Linked DNA regions of Mus musculus: all the other regions are linked to region 3. Evidence: chromatin loops called from intact Hi-C (ENCODE). Cell type or tissue: left cerebral cortex. All regions are shown on one strand. Region 1 holds the start of Gars (glycyl-tRNA synthetase). Region 2 holds the start of Ggct (gamma-glutamyl cyclotransferase). Region 3 holds the start of Fkbp14 (FK506 binding protein 14). Region 4 has its middle 15 kb from the start of Gm38539.

The links. A loop is a pair of places that touch in the nucleus more often than their neighbours do. Peaks named below come from ENCODE experiments on the same cell type or tissue, not always from the same donor. Only the 100,000 strongest peaks of a DNase experiment are listed, where the experiment ranks them.
Region 1: a loop joins it to region 3, with 2.2 times the contacts of the local background. A loop is called at or near these places in 2 of 42 quality-filtered maps.
Region 2: a loop joins it to region 3, with 3 times the contacts of the local background. A loop is called at or near these places in 6 of 42 quality-filtered maps.
Region 4: it touches region 3 in a loop (2.3-fold over the local background); 2 of 42 quality-filtered maps call a loop at or near these places.

What each region holds. Positions count from the first base shown.
Region 1 is chr6:55,033,714-55,041,713 of GRCm38, forward strand. Gars (glycyl-tRNA synthetase) reads left to right here and starts at 4,288. Exons shown (of 17, transcript NM_180678.3): 1 at 4,288-4,520. The coding sequence starts at 4,329. In left cerebral cortex, no CTCF peak of the experiment used is centred here; DNase peaks (open chromatin) are centred at 4,253, 4,969 and 5,162; H3K4me3 peaks cover 2,290 bases; H3K27ac peaks cover 1,804 bases.
Region 2 is chr6:54,988,722-54,996,721 of GRCm38, forward strand. Ggct (gamma-glutamyl cyclotransferase) reads right to left here and starts at 4,146. Exons shown (of 4, transcript NM_026637.3): 1 at 3,974-4,146; 2 at 691-836. The coding sequence starts at 4,114. RefSeq lists an enhancer at 4,361-4,390 and a cis regulatory region at 4,371-4,380. In left cerebral cortex, CTCF peaks have their summits at 4,130 and 4,390; a DNase peak (open chromatin) is centred at 4,244; H3K4me3 peaks cover 1,358 bases; H3K27ac peaks cover 938 bases.
Region 3 is chr6:54,592,013-54,600,012 of GRCm38, forward strand. It overlaps Fkbp14 (FK506 binding protein 14), which reads right to left and starts at 1,162. Exons shown (of 4, transcript NM_153573.2): 1 at 835-1,162. The coding sequence starts at 1,031. It overlaps Plekha8 (pleckstrin homology domain containing, family A (phosphoinositide binding specific) member 8), which reads left to right and starts at 3,099. Exons shown (of 14, transcript NM_001164361.1): 1 at 3,099-3,459. The coding sequence starts at 3,420. In left cerebral cortex, CTCF peaks have their summits at 1,273 and 3,197; DNase peaks (open chromatin) are centred at 1,287, 3,135 and 3,656; H3K4me3 peaks cover 3,151 bases; H3K27ac peaks cover 1,490 bases.
Region 4 is chr6:55,013,442-55,021,441 of GRCm38, forward strand. No RefSeq gene overlaps it. Among named protein-coding and RNA genes, the nearest start is that of Gm38539, 15 kb to the left of the region's middle. In left cerebral cortex, CTCF peaks have their summits at 2,963 (motif pointing left) and 3,731 (motif pointing right); DNase peaks (open chromatin) are centred at 2,969, 3,741 and 4,493.

The DNA of each region.
Region 1 (8,000 bases), 440 kb after region 3:
GCTCCAGGCTGCTGCATAGCTGGTGCCACCATAGCAGACTGTGCACAACATGCCTGGTCCAAGTTTGTCTTCATTCTCACACTTCGCCACTCAAGTTTCTGGGACCAAGCCACACAGGACGAGGAAATTGTGGAATCTTTACTTCCCTTAAGATCTCCTTTGCTCTCATGAGCCCCTTTCTAGTTCCATAACCTACAAACAGACATATATAAAGAAACACACACACACACACACACACACACACACACACACATTTAAGTTGAAATTCAACACATCAAAGAAAACATGGAACAATTGTCTTTCTGAGTCTGGCTCATTTCACTTAACAACACAATTTCTGATAGTATCCATTCTCCTGTAAGTGCCCGGCAGGTACTTGAGTATACTTTAACCACAAACAGCTGAGGACTGATTTGCTTTTAAATTTGGTGGATATGAGGCCATATTTGTGATTACTGTTAGTGGCCCATGAATTCCAGACTCTTTAAACGAGAGGCAAACGGGAGTGCCTCCACCTTGAGGCCATTGTACCTGCCCAGTGGAGGCAGCTGAAACAAGCTTTGCCAGTCTAAACACTGACACTCTTTGGCCCTGAATAGGAAGTATTTTAACTACTCTGGCTTCAACCAAATGCTGACTCTGCCCAAGAAGCCTACTGTCCTTCAAGCCCCTCTGTCAGGGGCGGCTCATCTCTGTTCCTCTGGGCACTCCTCCACCCAAGACTGCTCCAGAAAGCTACTCTTACACCCTGGAAAAACCCAACTTCATGGAGCTCTTGGTTCTTCTACTCCATATCAGCTCCCACTATCTGCCAACCTCCAGGTCTCTCTCTGTCTGTTAATGGAACTAAGTGGCCTGCCTAGTGCTCAGAGACTATTCAGGAGTTGGCAGGGAAGAATCCGATTCAAGGGCTTAGATGATCATCTAGTTTTATATGACAGAAGTGAAGCCAGTGACTGGGTTAAAATGATCCTTTATCATTGAAGCTAGCGAACGGGTTAAGATGTTCCTAGCATCACTGAAGCTTGTGAGTGGCTCAGTATTCTCCTATCATCATTGAAACTGGCAAATGGGTTAATGTTTGTCTAGCCCCACTGAAGCTGGCAAATGGGTTAAGGTACTTGTGGTGGTTTGAATGGGTATGGCTCCCATAGACTTAGATGTTGGAATGCTTGGCCCATGGGGAGTGGCACTATTAGGAGGTGTGGCCTTGTCAGAGTGGGTGTGGCCTTGTCAGAGTGGGTGTGGCCTTGTTGGAGGAAGTGTGTCACTGTGGGGGCAGGCTTTGAAGTTTCCTATGCTCAAGCTCTGCCCAGTGTGGAAGACATTTCCTGCTGCCTATGGATCAGCATGTAGAACTCTCAGCTCTTCCAGCACCACGTCTGCCTGCATGCTGCCATGTTTCCTGCCATGATGATAATGGGCTAAACCTCTGAGACTGTCAGCCCCAATTAAATGTTTTCCTTTAGAAGAGTTGCCTTGGTCATGGTGTCTCTTCACAGCAACGAAACCCTAACTAAGACAGTCCTCCTAGCACTAACAAGTCTATTTGGCATTGTTTCTGCTTTGTCTCATTTCCTAAACCTTACTCCCCAGATAATTACTTAATAGTCAGCTTGACATCTTAACTCAAGTCCTTATGCTTGTACAGAGACCACTTTATCCCTTGGACATCGAACCAGCTCTTAGTTCCTTCATTTTGTCTGCAGAGAGACATAATGCTTGTCTGCAAACTAACTCACATGTTTTGTGTTAGTTAACAGACTGTACTGAAGACAACAGAGGGGCTCTGGCTGGTGTCTACTGGAGCCCACTCGGTTCTTTTCAATACATTTCCATTTCTCCTCAAAGTGTTGGTAAGGAGAGAAGGCAGGACACAAGTAAGCCCTTGGAGCATCCCTGCAAGAAGGTTAAAGGGGTTGTCATCATGATGTCTACACAGAGAGGGTATGAGGAGGAATTGACAGCTTCCTAATTGTGTCACCAAATACTGTCATGGTTCCCTGAGTGGGAACAGACTCTGCTTTGGCACTGAGAGCACAGAATCCCAGTCGTGGTCTCCAGGGAGCTGTGGCAGCTGCGGTGACAAGAGAAGGATGCAGCAATTTGAAAAGTTTTTTTTTATTTTAATTTAACCCATAAGTGAATGAGACAGAACAATATAATAATATCAAGTTACCAGTTTACAAAAATCCAGATGGCTCTAAATTATTTTATGACAGAACAGAACTCATTAAAGTTGCCTGTACCTATGACTAACCTTTTCATTTTCAAACTTATGTAGGTTGTGGCCTAAGTTTTCCTATAGAGCAAGTTGCTATACCAGGCTGGTGTAGAGAGGCCTCCTTTGTTGTCCACATCTCCTTATCTCAGTCTCGAGTGGGTTTGGGTGTTAATCTTAGATGTTTACACTTTAGCTAGGACTGGCTAAAATTCCAAACTTCCAGCCAACAGTATTGGGAACCGAGATCCTTGGAAGTGGCAGCCAAAGCAATAAAGAGTATCTGGGACTAAGACTTTCACCACCAATTCCAAACCAGAGAGAAGAAATGAAGCACCCAGCTACTTACACCAAATTTACTCACTGAGTAAACCGTCTCCCAAGCCTAGGAAGCATTCTCCATTGCTAAGGGAAATTTGCAGGTCAGCAGCAATGGGCCAATTCCCTGGGACAAGGGGTCTGGTCTGTGCCTGGATTAGTCCATGGGTTCCCCACACTGCAAGCTGCTAAACCATGGGTAAAGGTCTGTCTGGACTTGTTCCTGGCTTGCTCAAACAGGCCCATATCATGCCAGTCACTGGGAAAATATGCATGAGACTGCCAAGCATGTAGCCATGAGAACGAATTTCGGACCTGACTCCTGGAGACTGGGGTTTGGAGTTATTTGTAGATAAAGAAGCAGGGTGGCCTGAGGTGTCAGAAAAGTGACTATAGGTGAAGACTAAGGACGCATCAGCGATCTTTGTCAGGACCCCTTCACTGGATCTATGTTTCTAAACAATGGTGGCAATAGCATGTTCTGAGTGTGAAATTTTAAGCCTCCAGATTTCAAAAGGTCACCCTTGGATATCTGTGCAGGCTGCAGGAAAGGGCCAGGAACTTAAACTGGTTTACACCTTCAAGTTCCTGAAAAACACCAAGATTGCCACAGCACCCCAGGTGTTATATCCAGTAAAGCTAATAAAAATACGCGTGATCCCTAAAATTGGCAGTAAAAGCAACTTGGAAGCAAATGAAGAGCGTCACAAACCTCCTCTTGCTTAACTTTTGTCTTGGGGATACTGGGTAAACTAGTAACTACCTTGTGTCTGGTTCTTCACCCTAAAAAACAGCATCAAAGATTTCTGGGAGTTGAGAACGTGTGGTCTCTCACTGCATGGAGTTGGGTTCTCTGAAAGAGGGCCTTGAGCCAGGTTCATTGCCCTCTAGACTGTCCACTGTGTAAAAAACCAGCTAACCAATCACAACAATAGCACAAGGATAATGATGGTCTTCTTGATATTTGTGAAACTGGAAGGTGGTATCTCCCGGTTGGGCCCATCATCTGGCTGACTGGCTGTGAGGTGTCCACAAGTTTGGGAGCATCCAACCTATATAACTTCTGCAAGAGCTTTGAGGCTAGAGTTCCCCTGACTGCTCCATGAGGTGGTTATCCAAGTAAAATCACTTTTCCTTTGCCTCTACACCTTGTCTTTCAAATTAACTGGCATGCCCTGAGAAGAACAGCAACTCTGATTCCTATAAATAGTCCGAGGAACATTGGGTCTTGAGCAATATTTTTGTTTTTGCTGTTGTTGTTTGTTTGTTTCTTAAAGACAGAGGCTCACTGTGTATTTTAGGCTGGTCTTGAACTCACGATCCTCCTACCTCGTCTTCCCAAGTGCTGGGATTACGGATGTGCATCACCATGACCCACTAGAGTTATAGTAACTCTAGGTTCCGATTTTATGTGACTTTATATACTCTTCTAAACAATGGGCTGAGGAAGAAGCAGAAGTATGGGTGTTCCAGTGGGGCGATTCGAGCGTCTGGGACAACAGAGAAGCCCACGATCTAAAGGTGCTCGGGCATCTAGGTTAGGACTGCACTCTCAGAAGCCATGTCCTTCTGTGCATTTGTCTGGAGCGTCCTCTTCACACATTTTTGAGCAAGTTGGTGCCCTTCCGGGTTCTCTGCCGAATCTGCGGTTGCAGACGCGGCGGCTGCGCGCGCCTGCGGGAAGTGCGGCTGCGCGCGCCTGCGGCCTGGCTGCGCTATTTCATCATGCACCGGGCGGGCCGCGCGCCGCTTCCGTAGCCGCCCTGCGCACCGCCTAGGCGGCGTGCTCATGCCCTGTCTGCTCCCCTCGCTGCTCAGAGCCACCCGCGCCGCGCTGCCGCTCCTGTCGCCGCCCCGAGTGGTCGCAGCGTCCGCGTCTCAGCGGCTCCTCAGCGCTCCCGCGCAGCCCGCCGCCTCCCGGAGCAGCATGGACAGCGCGGAGGAGCTGCTGGCCCCACTGCGGCTAGCCGTGCGCCAGCAGGTACCGACCCTCGCCCGCAGCCGCGCGCCGCACCCCGCTCCTGTCCGTCCTTCCCCTGTCCCCGCGCTGCGTCGGCATCCGTGATCCTTGGGCCTCGTGCCCTCTCTGCGTACCCCGAATCCAGCCGTAGGCTTCGCCTCCCTCTTTGAGCGCCCCGATGGCTCGGCTCAGCGGCAAGCTGATGCTGCGCGCTTCTTTTCTTTAGTCTTGGGGATGCTTTGGGAAGCGTTCCCTTCTCTTTATCTTCCTTGCTTCAGTGTTTAGCCTGAGGACTGGCTCACGGTCGAAACGTGGCTATGGGGAGGTGTCGACCCCCCACCCCCCTCCAATACTGATGCGAATTCATGATCCCTCTCCTGTCATCTTTCTGCCTTCTGAAGAGAGTGTCTGGAACCAGCGAGCTTTCGGATCAAGCTGGAAATTGTAGATGGACTGACCGAGCCACTCAGTGAAGTCATCCATTCTTAGGGTGGAACACCTGAAAATGTCATTTTGCGGAAGGGAAGGGAGGTTTCTTAGCTGGAGAATCTGGGGATTTAATGCAGATCTCCTTTTTTTACTGTAGCACTGAGTGGTGGTGATCAGACTTAAGAGGGAAAGGAGAAAAGTATTTGGAATGATACCCACACCCAGTGAGAGCCAGAGCTTACAGTAGGGCCCGGCATCCATGACCTACTAGCTGTAAACACCGGTCGGGTTGCGCCTGCTCTGGCGCCTGATGCAATCGTTTGTCTAGCTAAGGAGGGTGGAATCCTGTCTTAAGGATAATTCATTGGAGCTGAGGTGCTGCAGCTTCGAGGAATTCTGCCACTTTGCTCCAGTTTGAGCCCGACTCAGTTAATAGGCTTTCATTTTGATTTTCACTATGGGCTTTATTTTTTCTTTTTTTAATTGTATGTTCTGTACATTCAGTCTCCATCCACCTTCCACTCCCCACATAAATGTATGTGTGACTCCTTTGTTGTTTTGTTGTGACCTAACTCCTTCCTTTGGAACAATACATCTAATTTTGGGGGAAAAAAAAAAGCACACACTGCAAACCCCTCCCTCTGCCACGTTAGCCTGGAACTGCAGTACATAGTATTCCTCTGTAGTAAGACTGAATGTAGTTAACTTCAGGACGCATTGATCATGGAGAGCCTTCCTGTACAGCTTGTGTGACCTTCATGTCCTTTGTTGTTGGTTTTGACTTGTTTTTTTGGTTTTATGTGTTTGTTTGATAGGGTTTTTGGTTTTTTTTTTTTTTTAACTTTGGGATATTTTCCCAATAGTTGAATTAATTTATTTAAGTTAGTTTGGACTTTTTTCTTTTCTACTTTTCCAGAAGTACATATACACTGATTAGTTGCGTGGAAAATTTGAGTCATACTGAGTCCAGTGTCACTGGAAAGAGTTTGAAGATCATCTAGTTAAACGGTTTTCCTCTTGGACATGTATGGAAAAATGGAGTGCAGTCCATGTCACACGTTTTCATTGTAAAGCCTGGGCAGTTGAAGACTTACTGAGGTGTCGTTTGGAGGTGTTAAAGGATCGCTCTTAACAGTGGCGTGCATTTTGAAGGGGGGTGTTACCAGAAATAGTTGTGCCCCAAAGTAAAATTCAAACTGGTTTCTCTTAAGTCTGAGCTTGACAGATTCACAGGGCTTCAAGAATTTCTCTATAAGATAAGTGGTGATATTAGCAATCATGAAGGTTTTTTTTTTTTTTTTAAAGTATATTATGATTCATGAAGCTCCAAATGACCAGGACACACTGTGATGAGCACAGGCATTGGTAAAGATTTTTTTTTTTTCAGAGTCCTAAAATACATTCCTGGGTTTATGTAACTGATTATAAAAAGTTCAGTGCTGTGGTTTCTGAGGTAGAAATAACTTTTCTGTTTCTTTTTGAGGTAGGTCCTACTTTGTGGCCTCAGAGCCAGGGTTTCTGGTCTCCCAAGCTGTCTTCAAAGACAGCATGTAGTGGAGGATGACCTTGACCTTGCAGCTTCCACCTCCAGAGGGGCTGGGCTTGAACTCCAAGCTTTCTGCATGCTAGGCAAGCATATACCACCGAGCTGTCTCTATGCCTTTGAAATTACTTGAAAAATATCTTCATATATTTATATTTATTTTCTGTATGTGTGTACACATGCATGCCACACACTCACTTGGAGATGTAAAGACAAGTCTTCAGGATATCACTTTTCTGTTACTGTATGTGGAAGTTTTGCAGGAATGTGTTCTCTGCTTCCACCATGGCATCTCTGGGAATCAAACCCAGGCTGTCAGGCTTGTTAGCCTCACTCTTACTGGCTGAGCCAGCTCACTGGGCCTTTTAAATCTACTGCTTGTCAGAGCTTTGATCAAAGAATTTCTACAGTTGCCTGAAACGACTTAGAATTCCACTATGTATGATTTCTTTGATAGACTCTACCCGGAAGTATTTTGAAATACTTAGGACCATACATTATAATATATAACATATATGGTAATCTGTCTGATAAATTAGAAGTTAAGAGATTAGCAAATCACCATAAAACTTTATTTTACTTTAGAAAGTAACTATTTTCAGAATGTTCATGTTATATTGTTTTGTTTCTAAGGTTTATTTTATTTATTTTATGTATATGAGTATACTGTAGCTGTACAGATGGTTGTGAGCCATCATGTGGTCGCTGGGAATTGAATTCAGGACCTCTGCTCACTCCAGCCCAAAGATTTATTTATTATATGTAAGAACACTGTAGCTGTCTTCAGACATGTCAGAAGAGGGCGTCAGATCTCATTACAGATGGTTGTGAGCCACCATGTGGTTGCTGAGATTTGAACTCAGGACCTTCGGAAGAGCAGTCAGTGCTCTTAACCGCTGAGCCATCTCTCCAGCCCAATATTGGTTTTTTTTGTTTGTTTGTTTTTGTTTTAAGCAATTTAAAAATTTTTTAAGTTTTCCAAGTTTCCGTTTTATTTTGTAATACAAATATTTCTCTACCCACAATATAGGCTGGTAAATTCTTTGTATATTGTAAATAGTGTAAGTTGAAACTTCCTGATAACAACACCTAACTTACCTAAGAACACGTAGCTCAGCAGCCAAGTGACTGTGGAGTGTCTCGTTTACCCTTCTGATCATTTAGCTGACTGGGAGCTACGGCTTGCTGCTGCCACCCAGCAACCCACAAGTAGCCTATATATCTCTGGCCTGGGAAACAGTAGAAGCTCAAAATTTAAAGCACGGTGGTTCCTACCAAGATGGAAATGTGTAAGTTAAACCCTAAGTCAGGACTTAGCTGCTCAGCAGTAGCTCACAGAAAAGCTCTCTTGGTGACTCTGATGGTTAAAGGGGAGTCCTGAGGATGGGGAGATGGCTCAGCCGGCAGTGAGCTTGCTATGCACTCATGAGCGTCTGAGCATAATCTTCAGCATCCATGAAGAGTGCTGGATGTGGTGGCACATTTGTATGGTTCCAGGAGCCCCACTCTTGAGGGCACCCAAGGGGGCC
Region 2 (8,000 bases), 400 kb after region 3:
GCAGGCCACATGCAAGTATGATGTCAAAATACAAATAACATCTATAGATTGTGATGTGCTCGGAGGCCAAAGCAATACTCTGAACACAGAGGACTTTCATTTGGTACACTTCCAGCTGACCTCCGTCTATTTTTACTGTCTGAAAACATGCTTCAGTAGGCTCATTTTTACCTCTGTGTCCCTGAAGCAGCATTCCCTAGAATACCAAACATGAGTCTATGATCTGACAGCAAGAGAATGTCAGCCAGCTCTTCCTTGGCAGTCTGCATTGTATCAGGCACCCTGTCGCACAACTCTGAGAATTTTAATTCTACTGTGCTGTTCAATGCCTTTATTACTTATTCAATTGCAATCTCAAAGCATTTTAACCAACTCACTTTCAAAATCATTTTTTGACAATTAAAAGTTTCATAAGTTTTTGCAATAAACCAGAAAGATAATTTTTACTAAGAGACAAACAGAACTAAAAAATAAGGGCTTTTATTTTTTACCTAAGAGAGACAAGCACCGCACCCATCCAATTAGTAAGTGTGACCCTCCCCTTCTAGATTTGTTAGGAAACTCCTGGTTTCTAACTTTTGTACTGACTCTGAAGAATAAAGAGTATGTCTACAGTGTATCCCCAAAGCACATCCATACAGCACGCTTTGTGTCCCTTATTACTGTAACTGATAATTAGGAGCCACCTACTCATCCAGGGAACTTATATTGCTTTTGTTCATTCTCCATACCACTCCCCACACTTCGTCGCCAGGACTTTGAAAAATGGTAGCTATACCTCCGTGCCACCTCTCACTCATTTTGCCTTGGAAATTGCCGAAGTCGAGCTTAAAGTCCTGCAAAGGAAACCAAAGCGATATGATCAATATCTATTTGGGCATGATATTTCCTCCTTCAAAATACAAATGATTTGCATTGGCCTCCATGCAAATAAAACATTCAACAAACTTTTGTTTCTGTGTGTACAAAACTGTGGGAAATACAGATAAAAAGATCAAGGCCCAAATCTGTAAGACTATAGATTCTTTCTTATTTTCCTTTAAAATTGAAGATTATTCTAAACATACAGGCATCTAAACATTAAAAATAAAAACCAAAAACCTTAAAAACAAAGATCCTTAAATCCCAATATACCACACAATAGCTCTAGACTGCTTGCTTTCTCTCTCTTTTTCTTTCTTTCTCTCTGCAAATGACGTCTCAGTCTACTTAAATGCACATGTATTTCTACTTAGACTTGCTGAATGATGGTTACACAGGGGTTATGATATACTTTTATATCTGTAGAGTATCTTACCTGCAAATCACTGGATTTGCCCTAAGGGGTCTGGCATGTGTGTGAGCATTAATCTTCATGAACTGTACCAATTTCTTTCCAGGAACCTAAGAGCAGCTAAGACTTACTGAGTATTTATTGTGTGCTATCACAGTAGCTATTACTTTACCCAGACCAATGTTTTGCTACAGCTTAGAAAGATTAAGCCTCTTCTTCTCTAAGATCTCACAACTAACAAGCGACAGAGACACCTTTCTAATTTAGCTTCTGCCATTACTGATGGGCAATCAGGGCTGAGGGGCCTTGCCTTGTGTGGTCTAGGAAGATGTCCTCCCATCTCTCTAGGGCTTAGTTTCCTCAGCAGCAAAATACAAAAGGATGGGCTCAATGACAGTGTTGTCAGTCCCTTCTGGTGGATATTATTCCTGTCACCTATGTTTGCTCAGAAACCTTGGTTGATACTTCAGGGAAAACACTGATCCACACGACAAGGCGCTTCACGCAGCAAACTGGATATTCCAGTATCAGGAGATCTGATCAAATCCACACCAGAGACTGGCAGCCTCCTGCTAAAGGCAGCAGGCTGTGTCATTCCGTCCGCTTCAATGGCTCAATGCTCGTGTGTAACGTAGGTAGCTACCAGTCCAGATCAGCTCTTTCTTCTGATTTAGGGTTGACCTGATCTCCTCATCTCTGCCAATCCCACCTCTACTCCCCATTTTGAAATGTCTGGGTTTCTTGGGATTCAGCTTAGGCCTTTTTTGAATTTATCCAGGTGCCCAGAATAGTCCCACTACCTCCAGCAGCTTCCAATACCATCGGATGCTTCAGCTACCTTTAAAACCATCCCACATCTCTATTCTGAGGCTCAAAAGCTCTTAGATCTGGGACGAGCACACAGTTAGGGCTGATCTCTTCATCTCTTTGCCAATGTTCACAAATATTTACTGTTCATGTGCTTGTCTGGAAAGCATCTTAAACTTAATTTAGTACAAAGTTAGTTTATAATTTTTACCGCCAAACCTGATTCTCCTCTGTGAACATTATCACCATCACCTACTTGGTTGTTCAAAAACTGTGTCATATTTGATATACCTTCCCTACACACACAGACACAGACACACAATCATCAAGCCTTATGATGTTATCTTCTGAGTATTACTCTACCTTCCCTGTCACCACCCTATTAGATCATGGTGGCATTATCTCTGACATGAATGTGGCAAGATCGTAACTGGGCTTCCAATAACTTGCCCTATTTGCAGAGTAACCAGAATGAGCTTTCAAATACATAAATCTCATCGTCTGCTTTCATCCTGTAAGACACTCCACTCACAGCATGCAACAGACTGTCCAAAGTTCTCTGTGGTCATGTTAGGATATGACACTTTCTTATCTTTCCAGCCCTCATGCCACATCTCCCTGTAGACTCCAACCACTTCCTTTATCTCCTGTCCTTTGAACAAGCTACCCTCCCTGACAGTTTTTTGCTCTCCTCATCTCCCTTCAGGTCTCAGCTTAAAAGTTATATCCAGGAAGGCTTTCCTGAGCACCTAGGTCAGGTCCTCTGGTCATATATTCTGTTGCACCTTGCAAGTCCTCTTTTAAGGCTAACCACAGCTATAATTTATCATTTATGTGGTATTTCTTTCCTGTACTTCACGTACTTGAACTCCAATCCTACACTCTTTGGAGTTTTAGATAGAGTACAGAGCGTGACTCCCACTTCTGAAACTTGAAAGGCTAGGAGCTAGTTATCAGATCATCTTGCTTGCTAAGTAAGGACGTGGATTCATGGTGAGATTTAGCCAATCAGGGCACCTCGCAGGGGCTCTCAATTAGTGCTGGTGTTTAAGATCATTAGGGACTCCACTCTAGGCTTCAGGAATTGCAGAACTGTGGCAAAGCAGCAGTCAGGAGTCAGTTCCATATTGTGCTTACTAGTTGAGGAAAGGTGTGGCCAGTTTCCAGAGCAGGGATGGCCCTCTCCTGTAATGCTGGTTGTGTATACACACACACACACACACACACACACACACACACACACACACACACACACACACACACAGTAGTCCACCTGTTTACTCAATCTTTCAGGTGAATCCATGAGCTCTCTAACAGCCTTCCAACACCCCTCCCCATTCTCCTTTCTGAAATCAGCTGGTTTCTGTTGCCTGAAATCAAGAATTGACAAGGTTATCAAAGTTGGCTAAAATTATTAAGGGCCCTACACACAATCAGATTGTACACCAGAAAGGTCCTCCAAATAGCTAGGCTGCTCAGTCATCCTTGTAACCCCAGCACTGAGTGCCAGAAGAATACGTATTAAAGAGGAAATGAACTATGGTCAAGAACACATTTTATCACAGTTAAAAGCTTATTGGGCTACTCTACTGAGGGAACGAACATTGCTATCAGTATTGAAGACACGGTTCCAGGTCTCAAGGCCAGGACGCTAAGATCCGAAGGAAAGGACAGGCAGAATTTCACAGAACTGTGGGATAGATAAGGTACGCACAGGACAGAAAGCAGCTAGTTCTCGACTAAGAAGCACCTATTAAAGGCATCTTACGGGATGCTCATAACCGGTGGAAAAGGGCAGCCAGTGGAGGGTTGCGAACTCCGACGGTGGCTAGAGGTTCCCGGCAGGAGTCGCAGCTAGCCCGCTCTCCAGGTCGCCCGCACAACGGCACTGACCTGCAGGCGCGCCACGCAGCAGAACACGGCCGAGGGGTTTCGCAGGTGGATCCTCTCGGTCAGGAGATTGCTGCCGTAGGCGAAGTACAGGAATGTCTCCCCCTCCTGGCCCGCATGGCCCTCACAGTCGGAGCTCGCCATGTCCACTTATCCACGCCAGCAGCGTCAAGCACAGAGAAGCCGGACTAGCGCTGCTAAAAAGAGCAGTGCGCCGCCACCCACGCGGTAGTGCAGAGCGGCGGGCGGAGCCGCACAGAGAGCGCGCTGAGGATTGGCTGCCGGCTTGCCGGCGTGAGCTAACTACCAGGATTGGCCTGTCTACAGCTCCTCCCGCCCACTGACGTCGCTTTTCTATTGGATGCATCCCTCGGATGTACGGCCCCCTGCCTGAGGCGCCGCTGATTGGCGAGTCTAACGGACAGCCCGAGAGTGGCTACTGGCGACTGTGTTTTCCCCACCTGGCGGCGATTGCCCAGGTCAACCAGTGGTGCGGTAGGCTCTGCGCCTGGTATAGAGGAGACAAGTCTCAAATTGCTGTCGGCCTAGCCTGGATCTTGCGGCAGTTCTCCTGCCTCAGCCTTCCTGGAATGGGAAGGCTGATCCTACAAGTTTTCTTAGGATCACTACCTGAAGTTGCCTCACTGCATACCAGGGTAGTCTTTCTCCCACGTTCAGATCCGGACATGCCATTTGCTAGCCAGTTGACTCTGTTCATCGTTGCAATCTATTTCCTCTTTTTAAAATAGAACGACACAAAACACCCATGTTGTTGCTCTTGAAATGAAGATAGGAGAGCAAACTGAAGGTCTAGAGCAATGACTGCCGTTGGCCCTCAGAAATTAATCTAAATTCAACTCCACACTGACAGGTGCCAGAATTCCTGGAGAAATGACTGAATCTTAGGTCAAAGCTGGGAGTGAAAATTACCTCTTGAAAGAACAATAATCCAGAAAATGAGAACCCCAAGATGAACAAGGTCATTCCTAAAAGACCATTCACTAGACAAAGCGAGAACAACTTAAGGAGCAGAACGACTGGAAACTCTAAAATGATCCCTAAATGTATGTCATTCCCTTCAGGAAGTAAACCAAATTAAAACAGAGAAGAGAACCATATTGCCATGCCATCAGTGGCTAACACTTCATCACTTTTAAAAAGTGGGTATTTAAGAAAATGAGTGTTCTGCCTTTCTAGTACCAACTGTATTTTTGAAAACCAAATAGCTGATGAGGAAGCAATTCTTTGCTTTTTTAAAAAAAAGTATACTGGCTAAATGCAGGAAATGGGGGTACTGGGATTAGAACATCTGTCTCTGGTGCAACCAAACTTCCCGTCAGGAGCATCAGGTCACAGGGATGTTTATAGAGTCTCAGTTATCCCCCAAGGCTCACTGCTAGTCATTGGACAGGAAGACCATGATTATTTGGGAAACCTGACCTCTCTCACCTGATAGCCAGTCAATCTGGTCACCAATAAAAGAAGACTATCCTGACACAGTCAGAAAGCAACATGAAGCTGGGCATTGTGGACTGCACCTTTAATACCATCACTCGAGAGGCAGAGGCAGGCAGTTCTCTGTGAGTTCAAGGCCAGCCTGGCCTAGAGAGTAAGTTCCAAGATAGCCAGGGCTGTTATACAGAGAAACCTTGTTTTGAAAAACAACAACAACAATAATAACAACAACATGAAGCAACACGAAGCCCCCACATCTGTGAACTACAATTTACAAAGGATTTTTAGCCTCAAAAAAAAAAGCCTTTTATCTTTTATATCACCCTCTTCCAGAAACCATTCATGTATAAGAACAAATGGCAATAGAAGAAAACAGTGAAGAACACCTTGAACTTATCTCTTACATTGTTGTGATTAAAAATAAAAGGTAAGGCTGGGGCCAGCTACATGGATCTGGAGGTAAAGCACTTGCTACCAAGCCTGCAGACAGTTACATCTCCAGTACCCATAAGGTAGGAAAAACCCAGCTCCTGCAGGTCTCCTCTGACCCCTACGTGCATACACACACACACTCTCTCTCTCTCTCTCTCTCTCTCACACACACACACATACATACATACACACACATACACACACACACATACATACACACACATACACACACATACATACACACACACATACACACACACACACATACACGCACACACACACAATAGGTAAGCATATAGATGTAGTAAAAAGTGTTTTTAGAAAGACAAGACTGAGGGAGGGTTGTTCTAGTTTGAGAGAAACGAGACATGAAGGCTCAATGTGATGGCTTGTCCTTGATAGATTCTGATATGGTGACTCAAATAGAAATATATTTTAGGGACAACTGAACTTGAATTTGGATTGCAGAATTTGATGGTATTAGACAATTACTATTAAATGGATAGTGGTTTGTCTTATGGAGGAAATAGTTTTATTTTAGCATGCATACTGACATATTTAGGCTGATGCGTTCGTTATCTATATTTTAAAAGAATTCAGAAAAATAGAGAGCTAAATGCTAATGGGAGTGATATGTATGTGGGTGTTCACTATACTGTTCTATTCTTTTTTTTTTAAGATTGATTGATTGATTGATTATATGTAAGTACACTGTAGCTGTCCTCAGACACTCCAGAAGAAAGAGTCAGATCTCGTTGTGGATGGTTGTGAGCCACCATGTGGTTGCTGGGATTTGAACTCCTGACCTTCAGAAGAGCAGTCGGGTGCTCTTACCCACTGAGCCATCTCACCAGCCCCTTTTTATTTTTATTTATTTATTTTATTTTTTTTATTTTTTATTTTTATTTATTTATTTATTTATTTTGGTTTTTCGAGACAGTGTTTCTCTGTATAGCCCCAGCTGTCCTGGAACTCACTTTGTAGACCAGGCTGGCCTCGAACTCAGAAATCCGCCTGCCTCTGCCTCCCGAGTGCTGAGATTAAAGGCATATGCCACCACGCCCGGCTATTCTTTTCTTTATATTTGAACATATTCATCTTAGGAGTGGAAAAGGCAGAAAAAGATAGATAGAAAGAAAGCACCTGGCACTGGTGTGCCTCGGCAGGCACTTGCTGTGTAGTCTGCAGTAGGACACTGCTGTCCTCTCACCCCACACACAAGGCAGGCCTGTACACATACTGGTCCTCTCAGAGCCCGAGCTTCTCGTCAGCACATATTCTCTACGTTGTCCTGATCTCTTCAGGCCTCAGGCTCTGTTTTAAAAGCTGCTTATAACTATGTAAAATGTGTTATTTAGGGTTTTGATGTAAGATGTATTAGGTTGGGGTAATATTTTTTTTGAGACAGAATTTTTGCAGTATTGTCTAGACTAACCTTTAACTCCCCATCCAGCCTCAATATCCTAAATGCTGGGATTACAATCCAGCCCCAACACAGGCATCAATTTAGTTATCTTAAAAGTTATCGCCAGGCACGGTGGTGCACGCCTTTAATCCCAGCACTTGGGAGGCAGAGGCAGGCGGATTTCTGAGTTTGAGGCCAGCCTGGTCTACAGAGTGAGTTCCAGGACAGCCAGGGCTATACAAAGAAACCCTGCCTCAGGAAAAAAAAAATGTTATCTCTCTTCCTATACATCTTTCAGATGGCTTACTGTCATGCCATGCAGTTAATTATTCTCCACACTGTTTTTGTGAAAAAAATTCTAAAGTGAAGTTTAAAGTTTCCTTAAACTCTGAAAGCCTTGCTTTTTCCAAATATTTATTTAGCTATCCCATGAAGACTGGGGTGCTCAAAGCAATGTTGGCCAGTAAGGAGCAGTAGGTAGCAAGGTTAGTTGTGGGGTTTTTGTTGTATTTGTTTTGTCAAGTTTAACCAAACCCAAGTTAATACTGGTTAACACTCACTGAACCCTTGGCCTGAATTCTCTTGTTTACTAACTCATTTATCCTTGAAAATTCTGTACAGAAGGTTATGTTGCCCTGTCCCAGTGTGGGCACACAGGCTGGGTACACAAGGACTGAAGCAGGGTTGTGCGTGGGGACCTTCTCTTGAGTCACTGCCTCGGTGCGGCCTCCCAGACTG
Region 3 (8,000 bases):
TTCTGTACTCTCCATAAACAGAGCCCTTTCCTGTGTTTTCCCTCTCTGCATCTCCAGGCAGAGGTGTGGCTTCCCGGGCTGAATGAATGAATGGATGCAGATGACTAGAAGGTGAACTTTCTGACCGGCCCTAAGGAGGTGCTGGTTAAATACTTTCTGAATGGAAATCATCACACTTGGTAACATTATCTGCCAAATCTTTGTTTATAAAAAAGAAAAGCGAGTGTAAAACATCTGGAAATCCTTCTACTTTTTACTTCTATAACCACACCTTTGCCATGGATGAAGCCTGACTTTCTAGAAGGAATGACTTTCTGTCATCCTGTGCTTTGGCCAAAATGCCACCTGCCAAGAAGTTAAACAGGTCGCTTGAAACAGTTATTTGTGTATCTTTTAGAAGCAGGCAAATAGATGATTGTGCATTTTGCTGTTGAAGAAAAATGACACATCTTAACATTTTTTTTTTGCACAATTAAAAGGGGAATCGGATATTTTACCTATGGAATGGAGTTCAAGACAGAAAAATCTGTTAAGCCTTTTCTATTGGCTGCTTAATTATAACCTAAGTATTTCTGTAAAACCTCAAATACTCTAGATATAATTTTATATAGAATAAAATGATAATGAAATTAATTTGTCAAGACTCCATGTATCCAGGAATTTCTTTCATGGTCTTGACCTATAGAACGGGTTTGACAATTTTCTTTCTCCAAAGGGAAACAGGTATTTCAGTTTTTTGTTTCAGTTTGTAGAGGTAAAGGAACTGTTAGCTTCACAGGCTAGTGTGAATGGGTGGGCCCTTTATCACTCTGCCTGCAAGGCGTAATTACTTACGTGGAATGAAACAGGGAGCCGTCCTTTTCTAAATAGCCTTCGTAGTGGACCAACATCAGATCCCCTCCCTTGGTCTTGCGATGGCAGATGAATGGCTTCTGGAGAACTTCGATTTTCACTTCTGGCTCAGGAATCAGAGCTCCGCTCAGAACCGTGACCCACAGTGCCAAGATAGCGTTCCACAAGAAAAACCTCATGTTACCAAAGCAGAGGAAAGGCCCCCGACTTCATAGAGTTAAAAATGTGCCAAAAGCGGAGACAGCTTAGGCCAAGCAAGTTCAGGACTCCCCCAACAGACACACTCCCAGGAAGACGTGGCACTTTTTCTAACAATTTTCACACAGACAGCGAACTCACAATAAAGAGTTAAAGCCCCATCCAAACATGATTGGTTCTAATAAGGCAGCTTCTAGGGAAAGGCGTCCTTCCACTGGCTGGCGCTGCTGTCCCTCAGGCGCCTCCCAGCCAATGGCGCCGAAAAAAATGTAGTGGTTCTGTGTGCTGTTGGGCCCTGGGCTCGGATGTGCCCCTTCGGAACAGTCCTAGAGCCCGCTGATTAGGAAATTCTCCCACCTCGGGAAGGCAGCTGGATCCAGGCTAACATCCTCGGGGGTGGGAGATGGGGGAAGGGTTGTTTCAGTGAAGTATTCCAGCTGCGGAGTCTGGAGCCAGGTGACACTCGGGTTTTTGGAAAGACCAGACACTGAGAAGCAGCCTTCTTCAAGATGCCACAAATAAAGGCTCAGAACTATGGTTACTAATTTAGAACAGAAACTCTAAGGACCTACTAGGATGCTTTAAGGTTCGCAAAGCACACTCTGGTGCAAGATCCTCACTAACTTAACGTGGCTATTCCCACCCACCCACTCCCCCCCCCCCCCCCATTTAGACAGTGTCTTAGGGTTTCCATTCTTGGGTTAAAGCATCATGACTAATAGCAAGTTGGGGAGGAAAGGATTTTTACCTATTACACTTCTATATCATAGTCCATTATCCAGGGAAGGCAGGGTAGGAACTCAAAACAGTAATCAGGAAGCAAGAGCTGATGTAGAGAGGCCATAGAGGAGTGCTGCTTACTGGCTTGCTCAGCCTGCTTTTTTTTTTTTTTTTTAATAGCACCTAGGATCACCTGACCAAGGGTGGCACCACTCTCAGTGAACTGGACCCTTCCACATCAATCAGTATTTAAGAAAAAGCAGTAGAGACTTGCCTACAGGTAAATCTTATGGTTCGGAGATCCTCGTTCCAAATTACTCTAGCCTGCATCAAGTTGCAAAAAACTAGCCCGGAGAGAAGCTAGTTTAAAAAAAAAATTAGGTTAGAAGTTAGTGCCCTGCTTAAGTTCACTTGGCCGAAAAGAATTGGCACTCCACCTTAAGACTTGGCTTGATTTCATTCTACAAACATCGCTGTCAATGAGTGACTGCTAATAATTCGTCACTTATGTGACCTTGGTGGTGAGTAGATAATACTTAAGGACGGAGAGAGAGAGAGAGAGAGAGAGAGAGAGAGAGAGAGCACTTGTTTTAACAATTATACAGCTTAAAGTTCTAAACGGCTGCCCTCATTTCAGATGTAGTCCATTGCTGCAATCTGAGAAGAAACTAGAAATCACCAAAAGAGATTAAAACAACAACAAAACACAAACAAAACAACAACAAAAACAGGGCATTGAGGTGTGCAGTCAGGCAAATAACCAACTAAGTGATATATTATTTATTAAACCTGTCAACCTTACACTAAGGGAAAAAATGCCTGCACTTTAGCCCTTGAGAGCATATTTCTATAACACTAACATTTGGTTGTGTTGTGCTTCTTCTCAACATTCACCTTCCATCTAACCTGTGATAGACACTTTTCTTGGATAAAAATCCTGACAACAGTGCATTTTCATACTTTCATGTACTTAGAAATTCCCCTTGGAGAGCTTGTAAAAGTGCCGATTTTTAATCCAAAAGGTCTGGAACCCCCGAGAGATTTTTTTTTTTTTTTTAACAGAAGCCCAGGTGAAGTCAATGTCTGCGGTCCAGAGACCAAGCTTCCAGTCAAGAGGCCGGCAGTTTGAACAGCGCCTTACACAGAAGTGCATCCGGAAACTACAGACTAGCCTCATCCGAGGATTCCGGGTCTCAGCCCGCATCCTCCTCCACTGACAAACTTGTCATTAAAAGCTGGATCCCTGGAGCCTAGACCCCCATGGGTGACCTGCCACCCGCGTGCGCATCGGAGCCCCGCCCACCGGTCAGCCCCTCCGCGCAGTGGCCAAACCCTGGCGTGGATTTGGTAGCGTGCGCACAGCGCAGTGAGCATGCGCGAGCGCGCCGGGGCGGGCGCTGTGGGCTCAGTGGCCGCAGGAAGGCGCCCGCGACCGCCGCCACAGGGGCCGCGCCTCCCGCGCCTCCCTCGCCTCTCTCTGGCGGCCGCTCTGCGGCGTCCACACCGACTGCGCCAGGCGCAGGCGCAGCCCCCGGGACCCGGAGCTGGTGCTCCCAGGCTGTCGCGGTGACCCCGCCCCCGGGCCCAGGATGTGAGGCCGGCCCGGCGTCCCCGCGGCGGGCCGGGGCGACGAGGGGCCCGCGGGTGCCATGGAGGGCGTGCTGTACAAGTGGACCAACTACCTGAGCGGTGAGTGCCGGCTTCCGTGGGTGCGGTGCGCCAGGCGGCACCCTCCGCCGGCTCGCGGCCCGGATGGAGAGTTGGGTACCGGGTGAAGCCGGCAGCCTGGGTCCGCTGCGGGGTCCACCTCAATCTCGCGAATTGGGTGGGGGGCGGCCTCGCTTGGGCCGCGCAGCCCAGCTGCAGGGTGCCGAGTGCCACCAACCCCTGGATTCCAGAGTCTCCACGCAGTCGATCTCCCTAGGCACCTTCAGGGTCATCCCCCTGCCGACCGAGGTAGTGGAACTCTAGCACCGCAGCCCTAAGCCCTGAAGTGTACGCTGGCGATCGGCCTTTTCTCTCCGAACATTTCTTTTGTTTCAGAACTCTGTCATAAAAATGAATGCAGATATTAACAACGGTGTCCTTGTCTTGCCCAGCACAATGGCTTAAAATAGCACCCTGCCCCCTTTCTAGCTCTTGGAAGCACTTTCCAACTATCCAGAAGTTAGAACTATTCCTCAGCTTTGAAGATGATTCTCAACGAACATTATTTTCATCCAAGCAGCCAGTATTTTATAAGTACTATGCTATATGAACAGTGCTGGGTGCGTTTTAAAGTTAAACTTTTTTGTTAGGGAAAATGGGTTAACATTTAACGTGTCAGTGGGGATGCAGAAACTAGAAATCTTACCAACTAGAGCTAGGGTTTCCCCATCCTTTGGTGGGGCAGTTCTGTAGTAAGGACAGGTGTGTATGGCTTGTGAAGATCTGGCAGAGTAACTTTGAGGAAGTCACAGCCCAGTACAGGCAGAAGTACACCTGTCAGCATGTACCTGGAATCTCCAAGTAGTATAGTAGTTAGCACAGTTAATTCATTTTTTTTAAAATCTCTACCCGAGGGTCTGATGAGAAGGTTTTCCTTAAGACCTGGCCTTCACTTCAAGGATCTCCACTGATGTCAGCAGAGAGATTAGGTTATACAGGAAGAACTCAAAGCTGGCCTGCAGGTCCTTGAATACTGGAAGCCGATTAGCATGTTGTTTAAGAGAAGGCTTGACGGTGCCATTCTCCCAATGCTGTCCTAAATGCTGAGAAGTAGGTGTGTATCTTAATTGTAAACCCTTGAGTCAACTTCACCCTTTACTGTCCTCCTCTGAACCCTAGCCCGGACACACACAAATCACTTTCTTCTCCTGCCCCACCTTAATCATTTCCGTCTTCCTTTCCCTCCCCTTTCTGTGTGGAAACTTTTGGTAGTAAAATGCCCTCTCCCCACAGTCTTCTGTATCCTTCATTGCACCAACATTTTTCTAGCTGTCTCTGTGGATCTATCTTCTGTGATGCCCCTGCCATCTGTTTGATGGTAAGAGTCAACTCTTTTCTTCCCTAAGTAAGAACGGACAGTACTGTTGAGTGGCTTCTGGGCAAAGCCCTAAAGGCATTGGAGCCTTCGCTGCTTTTCCTTTGGCTTGTGTGTCACTCACTGTTCCATGAAGGCTGAAGGCTGTCACACCGCTGACTACTTTTCTGGATAGACTACTCTGCTTAAAATTGAGGGTCGGTTGGCACATTGGCTTTCATTCAACACGGCCTTACTTTGGAAGAGAATGGCACTAGCTTAGGAAGATCACATGGGTTCCCTCTGCTCTCCTTTGCTGTCGGAGAGTGAATGATGAACTTAGATGGAAAGCCTTTGCCTTTAGAATAATATTTTCCGAGTTCTCTGAGAATGTCGCACAGCTCCTTTTGCTCATGTTCATCCCTCTTCCCATAGCCACCCTTTCCACCCTCACTCCCTACTCACCTTGAAGTCGTCCTCCTGCTCCTCCTCTTTCTCCTCCATCTCCTGCAGCTAATGATGCTCAGAGACTCTTGGGAGTGGGGCCCGCTAAGGATCATACCATTAAAGAAAACTGGCACTTGCTCTCCCAGCAACTATCAGCTGCCAGGAGTTCCTCAGCCAGTGCTGGGATTTCATACCTCCCTCCCTCCCTCCCCGATGCTGGGATTGTGTCTGGCTTGAGCTTGCACAAGTCCTCTGCAGGTTGTCACAAACACTGAGTGCATATTTGCAACTGTGTTGTTATGTCCAGAAAACACTTGTTTCCTTGATGTTTTCTAGCATCTCTGGATCTTACAGTCTTTTCGCTTACCCTTCCACTAAGATCCCAGGGCCTTAGGAATAGGGGGTGATATGTTTATTCCATTTTGGACTGAGCACTCTGTGATCTCTTACTTCCCACACCTTCACTAGTTGAGGGTCTCTGGGTTAATTGACATCTATAGTGATGAGAAGTATTAAGTATTAAGCAATGCACTGATGTGTAAGTATGGAGATAATTCATTAGAAGCTGATTTAGTGCTATAGCGTTTGGTTTAGCTGAATAGCAGTATTAGGTAATAGTATTAGGTTCTCCTTTTGGACTCTTGGCCCTGCTAACAGTACCAGGAATGGGTTCCATTTCATTGAGCAGGCTTTAGATCCAGTCAGGAATAGTTAGTTATGCCCGGAACATTCATGCCACTGTTGTACCAGTGAGGGCATATTACCAAGCCAGTTATTGTAGCTTGTAGAAGTCACACTGAGTGATACTGATGATTGCTTTTTCTCTGCTGGTGTGCTCGGTAGCTTCCAGTGCTAGGAAAGCTAGCCAGTGGGGCTGAGGTGAGCACCAGTTCGATAACCCTGTGTTCTGTGGCTCAGATGTGTGGTGTCTGACGCTTATTTTAAAAACTTGGTTTTTGCTTATAGTTTACGTAGTTACTTTAAAATACAAATCCCTGTCCAGGATTTCTTTCCTTCTGAATTTTTCTCCAAAACCAGCTCATAAACGACTCCTTTTATGTGGCTTGTGTATTTATGCTGATGAAAAGCTTAATAAGACATTCTAGGTGTCTTGCACATAGTGTGGTGTTGCACACCTTTAATCCTAGCACTCAGGAGACAGAAGCAGGTGAATCTTTTAGAGTTCTGAAGCCAAGCCCAGTCTCCTTAATGAGTTCTAGGACACCCAGAACTACATAGTGAAACCCTATCACAAACAAGCAAACAACAAGTCGGTGTCAAAATTGAGTGGAAAACTTTAGTATATTCGTTCACCCTTTGAATCTTGGGTGAATGTATTAATTTATCTTTTATGGTACTATCTTTTGTGGTACAACCCAGGCATAGTGTGGCTGGGCACATGCTCTTGCCACCTGCAAACCATGATGATATTTTAATTTGCCAACTGCTTGTTCCTAGGCACTATGCTAGGAACAGGGCAAATAGTGTTGTACAGGCAGACAGCTCTCCTGTCCAGCGTGCCTGTGGTCTAGCCAGTAAGAAAGACTGGACAAGTAGTTAGAAGCAGGTTCCAAATGTGTGTAGTAGGCTTGGAGACAGCTTGGAGACCCAGGAGGTTAGCCTGGGTTGTTGGGGAAAGCTACTTTAGTAAGTAGAGCCAGCAGGTGGAGTCATGTGGGCCAAGGCAGAGGCACAGTAGGAGGCAGTGTGGAAGAATTAGTGACACAGTGTGCTTGAGGGCCTTGACCAGGATAAGGACCTGGAGTTCTTAAAGAGGAGGAACCATCTGACTAGAGGCAACAGATATGTCAGGGTGTTTGGGAACCTTACCAGGGCCTGTGTAAGTGGTGCGGAGTGGTGCGGAGTGGTGGTGGTGGTGGTGGTGGTGTGTGTGTAGTTTAAATGAGCTACTCTGCTTTCACAATAAAGCATTTCCTAGTTACAGGTCTGGGATCATTGCTTAGTGGAAGAGCTTGCCTACCGTGCAAAGCAGATCCAGGTGTTTTGTAAGAGCCAGGTGCCTGCAATCCTAGCACTGAGGTTGCTGAGACATTGTAGGCCGGCCTGGACTGCGCAGTGAGACCTTCTCTCTCTATACGTCTCCTGCACTTACTGTATTTTAACAAACACTGTGGTTATTTTATGGGTATCTATTACTTTTCTCAGATCCTGAGAAGAGCATCTAAATTTATACCCTGAATATGATTCAAGAAGGCAGGAACAGAAGAGAGGAAAGGCCCCTTTCGCTCAGTTACCAGGCTTCTTCAGTGAAAGAGAAATGAAAAGCTTTGGGGCCATCTTGCTCTTGGAAGTACAGAATAGTGACCACTCAGTGATTTGTTGTTGAAATTTCTTTTCAGATGTTAAGTAAATTCGGGATATTTAAAAGGACTCAAACAATTTGCATTGTGACATACACAGTGAACAGGTGTAGGCACTGTTCTCTGTTATTCATGTTTTTCCAAACCTAAAATGTGGTCAGTGTCATCTGTGCAGGGTCGTTGGATAGGGTCGGCGGGAGCTGGACCTGGACAGCGCTCTTATCACTGCCAGTGCCAGTCATTTGGCTATATTTTAAAAATTTAGTGTCATCCCCCCAATCAAAAGAATGGGATTTACCAGTTTAATTCTAAGACATCTACTTAAAAACACACCATCACTTTATGGTGTGATGCCCGCTATTGTAAACAGTTTGCATTTGGACCTAATAGTAACGTTGAGAAGCCTTTATCATCTCCACTTTTGAGATGAAGACAGTGAACCACAGCATTGGACTGGGCTT
Region 4 (8,000 bases), 420 kb after region 3:
TTTACCCTACACTGCCTCATACACTTCCACCTCTAACCCACACATCAGTTTCTCCCGCTAACTTCTCTGTCTGTCTCTTCTTCTTAGCCTCATCACAACCTTCACCAACCGTTCCCCTTCTCTTCATTACCTGCTAAAGTCATCGACACATTGTGCCTCCTGTACCTCTTAACTGTGGCAACCCAGAGCCCTGAGTCCTGCATGTGCTTGCCTACCAAGATGGACTAAGGCCCTTCTTTGAGGCCCTGTAACTGCCTGACTCCCAGGTTCACCACCTCCTTCTCAGGCCACACTCTGTTGTATGCCATCAGTTTCAAGTTAGACTATGCTCTTAGGATTTCTGAAATGGGAACTCTTTCAAGTCAACCAACACACTTAAATGTGATAAAAATAAGCTTGCTTGTTCCTTCTTACAATTCATCATGGCCCGGTTCCTTTCCGTGTCTTTTTAGTCTCACACTGTAGCATCCCTGTGCTGGAGAGTTTTGTCAACTTGACACACGCTGAAGTCATCAGAGAGGAGTAAGCCTCCTTGAGAAAATGCCTCCTGTATGGCATTTTCTTAATTATTGATGAGGGACAGCCTAGCCCATTATGGGTGGTGCCATTCCTGGGCTGTGGACCTGGGTCCTAGAAGAAAGCAGACTGAGAAAATCATGGGGAGCAATCCAGTAAACAGCACCCCTCCATGACCTCTGCATCAGCTCCTGTTTTCAGGTTCCTGTCCTGTTTAGTTCCCATTCTGCCTTCCTTCAGTGACTAAACTGACACATGGAAGTGTACAGCGAGTAAGCCCTTTCCTCCCCAACTTGCTTTTGTTCCTGGTGTTTCATCACAGGCATCTTAACCTTGACTAAGACCACCCCCATGGAAGGTTCTAGCAACTCTGCTTAGTCCTCTCTCTTCCTCCTCCTTCCCAGCTACCCTGAGAAGGCAGTATGGACAACATTGTGATGACTCAGCATTTTATCTTGTGTGCCCCTGGGTGACACACCTTCCACAGTCTTCCTTTCTGCCTTTCTCTTTCCTCTTCACCACATCTCTCCTGTGTATCCTATAGGTGCCACAATTCTGTACGGTCTACACCTTAACCCCCTTCTCAATTAGACTCCCCCATCTTTCATGTTGCCATTAACGTACAAAGAATGTTTCAGAGAGTTTAGTTTAAAGCACCATGGGCACTCACGTGTGAAGGACATCCATCATATACAGATGCCACTGTCTTGGTTACTGTTTAAGAGATACCATGACCAAAGCAACTCATACAAGGAAGCATTTAAATAGGGGATTGCTTACAGTTTCAGAGGGTGAGTCTGTGGTCATCATGGCAGGGCACATGGCAGCAGGTGGGCAGGCATGGCGCTGAAGCAGTAGCTGAGAGCTTATATCTTATTGGCAATTTGGATGCGGAGAGACAGCAAGACTGGGCCTGGTATGGGCTTTTGAAACCCCAAAGCTCATCACCTGCCCCATCGACAAACCTTCTCCGACAAGGCCACACCTCCCAGTAATTCCTAAAACAGTTTCATCAACTGAAGGCCAAGTGTTCTAAGGTAAGAACCTGTAGGAGCCATTCTCATTCAAACCACCAGAGAAGTCACCAGAGAAGCAAAGCAGTTGCGAAAGTAGTGAGTTATCCAGTAGTGAGGTGGGGCCTGGGAGGTGGCTCAGCTGGTGAAGTGTTTACCACACAAACGGAAGGACCTGCTCAGGTCCCCTTGTTCTGAGGATGGCTCAGATTCAGGCATGAACCACATTCCTGGCTTGGTGTTTTTGATGCAGTTATCATCCACTGGATACTGGCTTGAGATAAAGCACTTAGCATCGTTTAAGCAGCAGGACATCAGACCACTGAGGAGTTCTCACACTGGGCTGCATCATAAACACAATTTTTAAAAGCCATTTGGACCCATTTTGCATTCAGCATCCTAATTAGCCTGTACCTAGCTGGAGGACAAGTCTAGTGTCTCTTTTGTTCCCCTCTGGCATTCCCATAATTCTTTTGAGGCTCCTGTAACTTTCAGGGCTAGCATGGTTGCAGGCTATAGTTTAGTTAAGAGAAACAAACATGACCAACTGTGGTTTCAAATGCCTTTAATAGCAGCACTCTGGAACTGGTCAGCTCCAGAATTCTAATGTCTTCTAAGCAAAAATATTTGCAAATCCCTCGCAACATCAATTCTATTACTTTGACTTTCCTCTATATTCAGCTGTCCCCTCATCTGAAGCCACAGATGCTAGGAGGCAGCAGACCATGCATCTGGGTGTTAGAACCTTCCTTAGCTCTCAGTTGCCTGCATTCTACTTTCCGCTTCTATGAACTTGACCACTTTAAATACCTCATATGCTTGAGTTGGGGTTTCTATTGCTTTGATGAATCACCAGGACCAAAAGCAACTTGGGGAGAAAAGGGTTTATTTTGCTCACACTACCAGGTCACACCCCATCACAGAGGGAAGCCAAGACAGGAAACTCAGGCTGGGCAGAAACCTGGGGGGGCAGGAGCTGATGCACAGGCCTTGGAGGAGTCCTGCTTACAGGCTTGCCCCTCATGTTTTGTTCAACCTGCTTTCTTATTGAACCCAAGACCATCAGCTCAGGGGTAGTGCCACCCACAGGGAGCTGGCCCTCTCACCTCAATCACTAAGAAACTGCCCCACAGGCTTGCCTGCAGCCTGATTTTACAGAGGCATTTTCTCAATCAAGTCTCCCTCCTCTCAGATGACTCTAGCTGTCAAATTGACCTTAAACTAGCCAGCATACCATGTAAATGAAATTATGTGATGATTGTCTTTTTGTATGTGATTTATGTCACTTGGCATATGTCCTCAAGGCTCCTTCTGTGTATTTGTGTAACAACATTCACTTCCTCTTTGTGTCTGAATAATAATCCACTTAGCGCATGCATATTCCCTGTTCTTCAGCAAGAAGGCGCACTTGGAGGCTGCCACCTGCTGGCTCTCGTGACTAGAGCTTCCATAAAGTAGGGAGCTGTGTTAGGCACAACCTCAGATTAAGGTGGGCCGGCTACATTGCACAAGATCAAAGCAAGCTGTGTAGACTGCAAGCCACTCCCACCCATGCTCCTCCCCTGGCGTTCTCAGGATGGAGGGAGGGAATTTACCAGAGCTCCTACTTAGTTGCTTTTTTTCACCTTGATCCCAAATCAGCAGCCTGCATTTCAGCAAAGGGCATGGGGCCAGCCCCATCTCAGGTCCCAGCAGGCGTGGGATGTCAAACAACACCCCTCTCCACTCTCAAGAGCCCTGTGATGCTGTCCTTTAAGTCCTGCAGACAGCTAGATGAAGTTTAGTCATCATCTGAAGCACTGTAGGATGGGAAGTCAGGGGTAAGCTCATTGTAACAAAGGAAATATGCATACAAGGAAACATGCCAAAAGACCTTGAGAAGATTTGGGTTAGGTGAAGCGGGGGAGGTGGGGGGATTCAGAGCTCCAGGCCAGCCTGAGCTACATAGATAGCAAGACCCTGTATCAAAAACCAAACAACGGTGGCAGCAACAAAGGGGGAGAATATGCGACACATGGAGTGTGGTAGAGTGCGTTCCTGGCATGCCAGGGCCCCTAGATTCAATTCCTAGTGCTGCCCAAATGAATACCGGGAAATACACACCATGTAAGCCTTTCCACTTTCTTTTCCTTTCATTTCTTCCCTCGCCTAGGAGTATCCCTGGCAGCCAGTCATGCTGAACCATGTTAGACAACATTATTTCCACTAGGGGGCAGCGCTACACTGGCAAGCACAGGCATTCTCTCCTGCCACAGCTTTCCCTTCTCGCTTTACATCTCTGTTAGAGAATTGGCAGAGACCAGGTTCGCTCGGGTTGTTGTTGCTTGCTTGGTTTAGTTTGTTTTGTTTTTGAGGATACAGCTCTTTCAGCCCTTATCGGTCCATAGTATCCCACCATCTCCTGAAGATGAAGTCTGAGCTCTGGGACCATGTGATCACGGATCTGTCTTTCTAGAAAGTAACAGAGCTTCTGTCCCTTCTCAACTGTGGGCTGCCTCAGACTTTGAGAATAAGAGATTTGGGGTGATTCTGATCGATGCCACTTGTTGACTCAATACATCTCTCACCTGCAAAGCCAGGGCTGTGGTGGCCCCACGGCGTGGGGTGTGGATGGAATGAGTCCACCACAGGCCTTACCACACAGATATGCAAAGCCAAAGTCAGTTCTTAGAGATCAGCTGACTAATAAATAGTCTCTGCTGGTCTCCAGGCTTCTCCAGTTCTCTGGCCAAGAATAAACGTTACATTTTTAGTGCTCATCTCATAACCGTATTATAGCCATAGGCAGAGAGGTGGTTATTTCTCGTGACAGAAGGGGAAGCTGTTTTAAATTTCCTAAACTTCCCGATTCTCCCCAGCATGCAGGTTTTGTTTTGTAGTGCTGGGGATCAAGCTTCCTGCTCTAGCACTGAGCCGCGCAGATCTAAGCACTGGGGATCGCAACTCTTGACAATTTCCCTAAACATCCAAATGCTTTCACCCTTGTTCAGCGAGGTGCCAAAGCTGAGTGGTAGCCTAGCTATTTTAGGATCTTTAAACATGAAACATGTCCCTTGATACAGAGTAGGTAGTCAGTATTCATTTCCTAAAGAGACTTACAAATTTAGCTGCTTCGGCTTCGGATCTCAGTGTATTTTCTCAAGTTTTCTCTTCCCTTCCCTACCTCTTAAGGAGTGATCTTGCTAAGGAGTTAACTGAGCCCTCTCCCTGCTGAATTCCTCCTGGTTGGTTTTGGGCGCGTTTGAGAGCGCCCTTCACCAGAGTGCCCAGAACTCCTGACCAGAAGAACTGAAGTGGGTTCTTGAGTTGAGGTCAAATCTTTCCAGCAGTTAAGTGAAAACGCAATGCCCAGGACCACCTGGGTGGCCCAAGGCGATGCTAAAAGGAACTCAAAGCGCATCTCATGAAGTGGAAGGATGTTAGTTCTCCGTGGGCCTTGAGTGAGCTCTCCTGGGGGTGACGTGAGCAACTGTCTAAGCCTGCAAGACCTCATGCTCTGCCTCTCCCTTACGAGCTCTGTGGCCCCCAAGGCAGTGCATTGCCTTCTGGACCCTCCCTCTCCTCCTTAGCTCCTCCCTCTCCTCCTGAGCCTCTACACCTGAGCCCTCCCTCTCCTCCTGACCCTCCCTCCTGAGCCCTCCTTCTCCTGAGCCCTCCCTCTCCTCCTTAGCTCCTCCCTCTCCTCCTGACCCTCCCTCCTGAGCCCTCCTTCTCCTGAGCCCTCCCTCTCCTCCTTAGCTCCTCCTGAGCCCTCCCTCTCCCCTGAGCCCTCCCTCTCCCCCTGACCCTCCCTCCTGAGGGTGATTGCTATTGTTTGGCTCCTGTGTTCAACCCTTCAAGACCAAGGAGGATGGGCCAAGCATGACATACCTGGGGTTTCTTCCACAAAAACAAAAACCAAACCCAAACAAGTAGCATCAGCCCTGAGCAGCTGATATGGCTTAGTTCTTCCCTTGGGCTGATGTCGTCGCCACCATCACCACCATCATCATCACCACCACCATCATCATCGCCATCATCATACAGTACCAGGACTTCATGTGTGCAGGCAAGCACCAGCACTGAGTATCCTCGTGAGAATACTTTCTTTTCAGGGAACTTGAATCTGAATGGGAATCCAGGGACGGTTGCAGCCAGGCCCCTGAGGTAGAGTCCCCAAAGTGCCTGACCTTCCCAGAACCTAACCAGTTCCTCCCTTGACTCTGTAATATACCCTAGATTCCTCACGACTCAAGCTGTCCAATCATCTAGATTCCTATCTAGGTCCTCAACATGTCTAGGCCACACTGGGGTCCAGAGCTCAGGGACAGGGGAACAAGGGTTGCTCTGTGATTGCTGAGTGTTTCAGGATATATAGAAGGTACAGGGAGGGAGAAAAGCAGGCAGTTCACCTGTGTTCAGTCAGGTGGGTCTCCTTCCATCCCTGAAGCCTGAGATTTCAGTAATTATGATGGCAAAGCTGGGCACTGCCCCCTTAGGCCTCTGTTCCTAAGCAACTAAGCCCTAACAGGAATGTAGGATGGGGTCCTCTCAGCCATGTTGGGGTGGGATGAGATTTTCTCTGCTACTGCCTGTCACCCCTAGCCCCTCTGTCCAGACTACTCAAACTTGGAGTCTACACTTGGCATCCACACTGCTTTCTGCCCTTAGGAACCATAAATGCCCCTCCCCCTCCTCATTTAGGCTACAGATGAACACATAAATGAGAATCAAATTCTTCAACTCTCATTTATAGGGCAGTTTGGATGCTCGTGATGGCTTGAATATGCTCAGCCCAGGGAGTGGCACTATTAGAGGATGTGGCCCTGTTGGAGTAGGTGTGTCACTGTGGCTGTAAGACCCTCATCCTAGCTGCCTGGAAGCCAGTATTTGCTAGCAGCCTTAAGATGAAGATGTAGGGGCTGGAGAGATGGCTCAACGGTTAAGAGCACTGACTGTTCTTCCAAAGGTCCCGAGTTCAAATCCCAGCAACCACATGGTGGCTCACAACCATCTGCAATGAGATCTGATGCCCTCTTCTGGTGTGTCTGAAGACAGCTACAGTGTACTCATATATAATAAAAAATAAATCTTAAAAAAAAAAGATGAAGATGTAGAACTCTCAGCTCCTCCTGTACCATGCCTGCCTGGATGTTGCCAAGTTCCTGCCTTGGTGATAATGGACTGAACCTCTGAACCTGTAAGCCAGCTCCAGTTAAATGTTGTCCTTATAAGACTTGCCTTGGTCATGGTGTCTGTACACAGCAGACTTTCATAACTTCTGTTAGTTTCACTGTGTCCCTGTTTAGTTTCTGTTTCCACGATCTGTCCTTTGAAGAAAGTGGTGTGTTGAAGTCTCCCACTATTATTGTGTGAGGTGCAATGTATGCTTTGAGCTTTACTAAAGTGTCTCTAATGAATGTGGCTGCCCTTACATTTGGTGCGTAGATATTCAGAATTGAGAGTTCCTCTTGGAGGATTTTACCTTTGATGAGTATGAAACCCTAACTAAGACAAGGCTCAAGACTCATACTGAAATTGCCATTGATGGTGCGGTATTGTAATGCAAGAGGCTCTGGGGGTCCCAATGGACAAGCAGTAGTGAAAAGCAGAGAACGGAAGAACAGAAAAGGGGCTCTAGTGCACCATCCAGGGGTTAGCAAGAGAAAGAAGGGGCTTGGGCCTTGCCCTGGCTAGGTTTATGTCAACCTGACATAAGCTAGAGTCATCTCAGAGGAGGGAACCTCAATTGAGAAAATGCCTCCATGAGATCTGACTGTGGGCAAGCCTGTGGGGGGAAATCCCTTACTTAGTGATTGATGTTGGAGGACCCAGTCCACTGTGGGTGGTGCTACCCTGGGGCTGGTGGCCCTGGGTTCTATAAGAAAGCAGGCTGAGTAAGCTGTGGAGAGCAAGCCAGTAATCCGATATGGTCCACGCTCCATGGCTCCTGCTTCCCGGTTCTTGCCCTGAGGTCCTGCCCTGACTTCTCTGGGTGAAGAACTGTGGTATGGAACTGTAAGCAAAACAAATCCTTCCCTCCCTGAGTTACTATGGGCCATGATGTTCTATCACAGCAATAGAAACTCCGAGGCAAAGGCATGGCTGGTATTTTTAGCAGGCTGGGAGCCATCTGTTTTGTCCTTGGAGGGTTTCTGAGGAGTCACTATCCTCTTATCACTTGAGGGAAGTAATTTGGGTCCCCTCAGGAGACTGCTCTTGTTCCAAATGCAACCTCACAGCTGTGGGCAAGCTGTGGTAACCTGTTCTGTGAGACTCGCTGGCCCTCGGAAGTGCTTTGTCATAAAGATGTTTGTCGCCCAAGCCTATCCTTCCTGGAATCCCAGGTCAACTGCAAAAGACAACTACAAGGAAGAGAAACGTTAGAGACGAAAATAAAGCCCTAGAGGAGCAAAATGGGGCAGCGAAGCCAGGGGCATGGAAAAAAGCCAGCGGCGTGGCCGTCTCTGCATCAGGAAGGGTAGGTGCCTG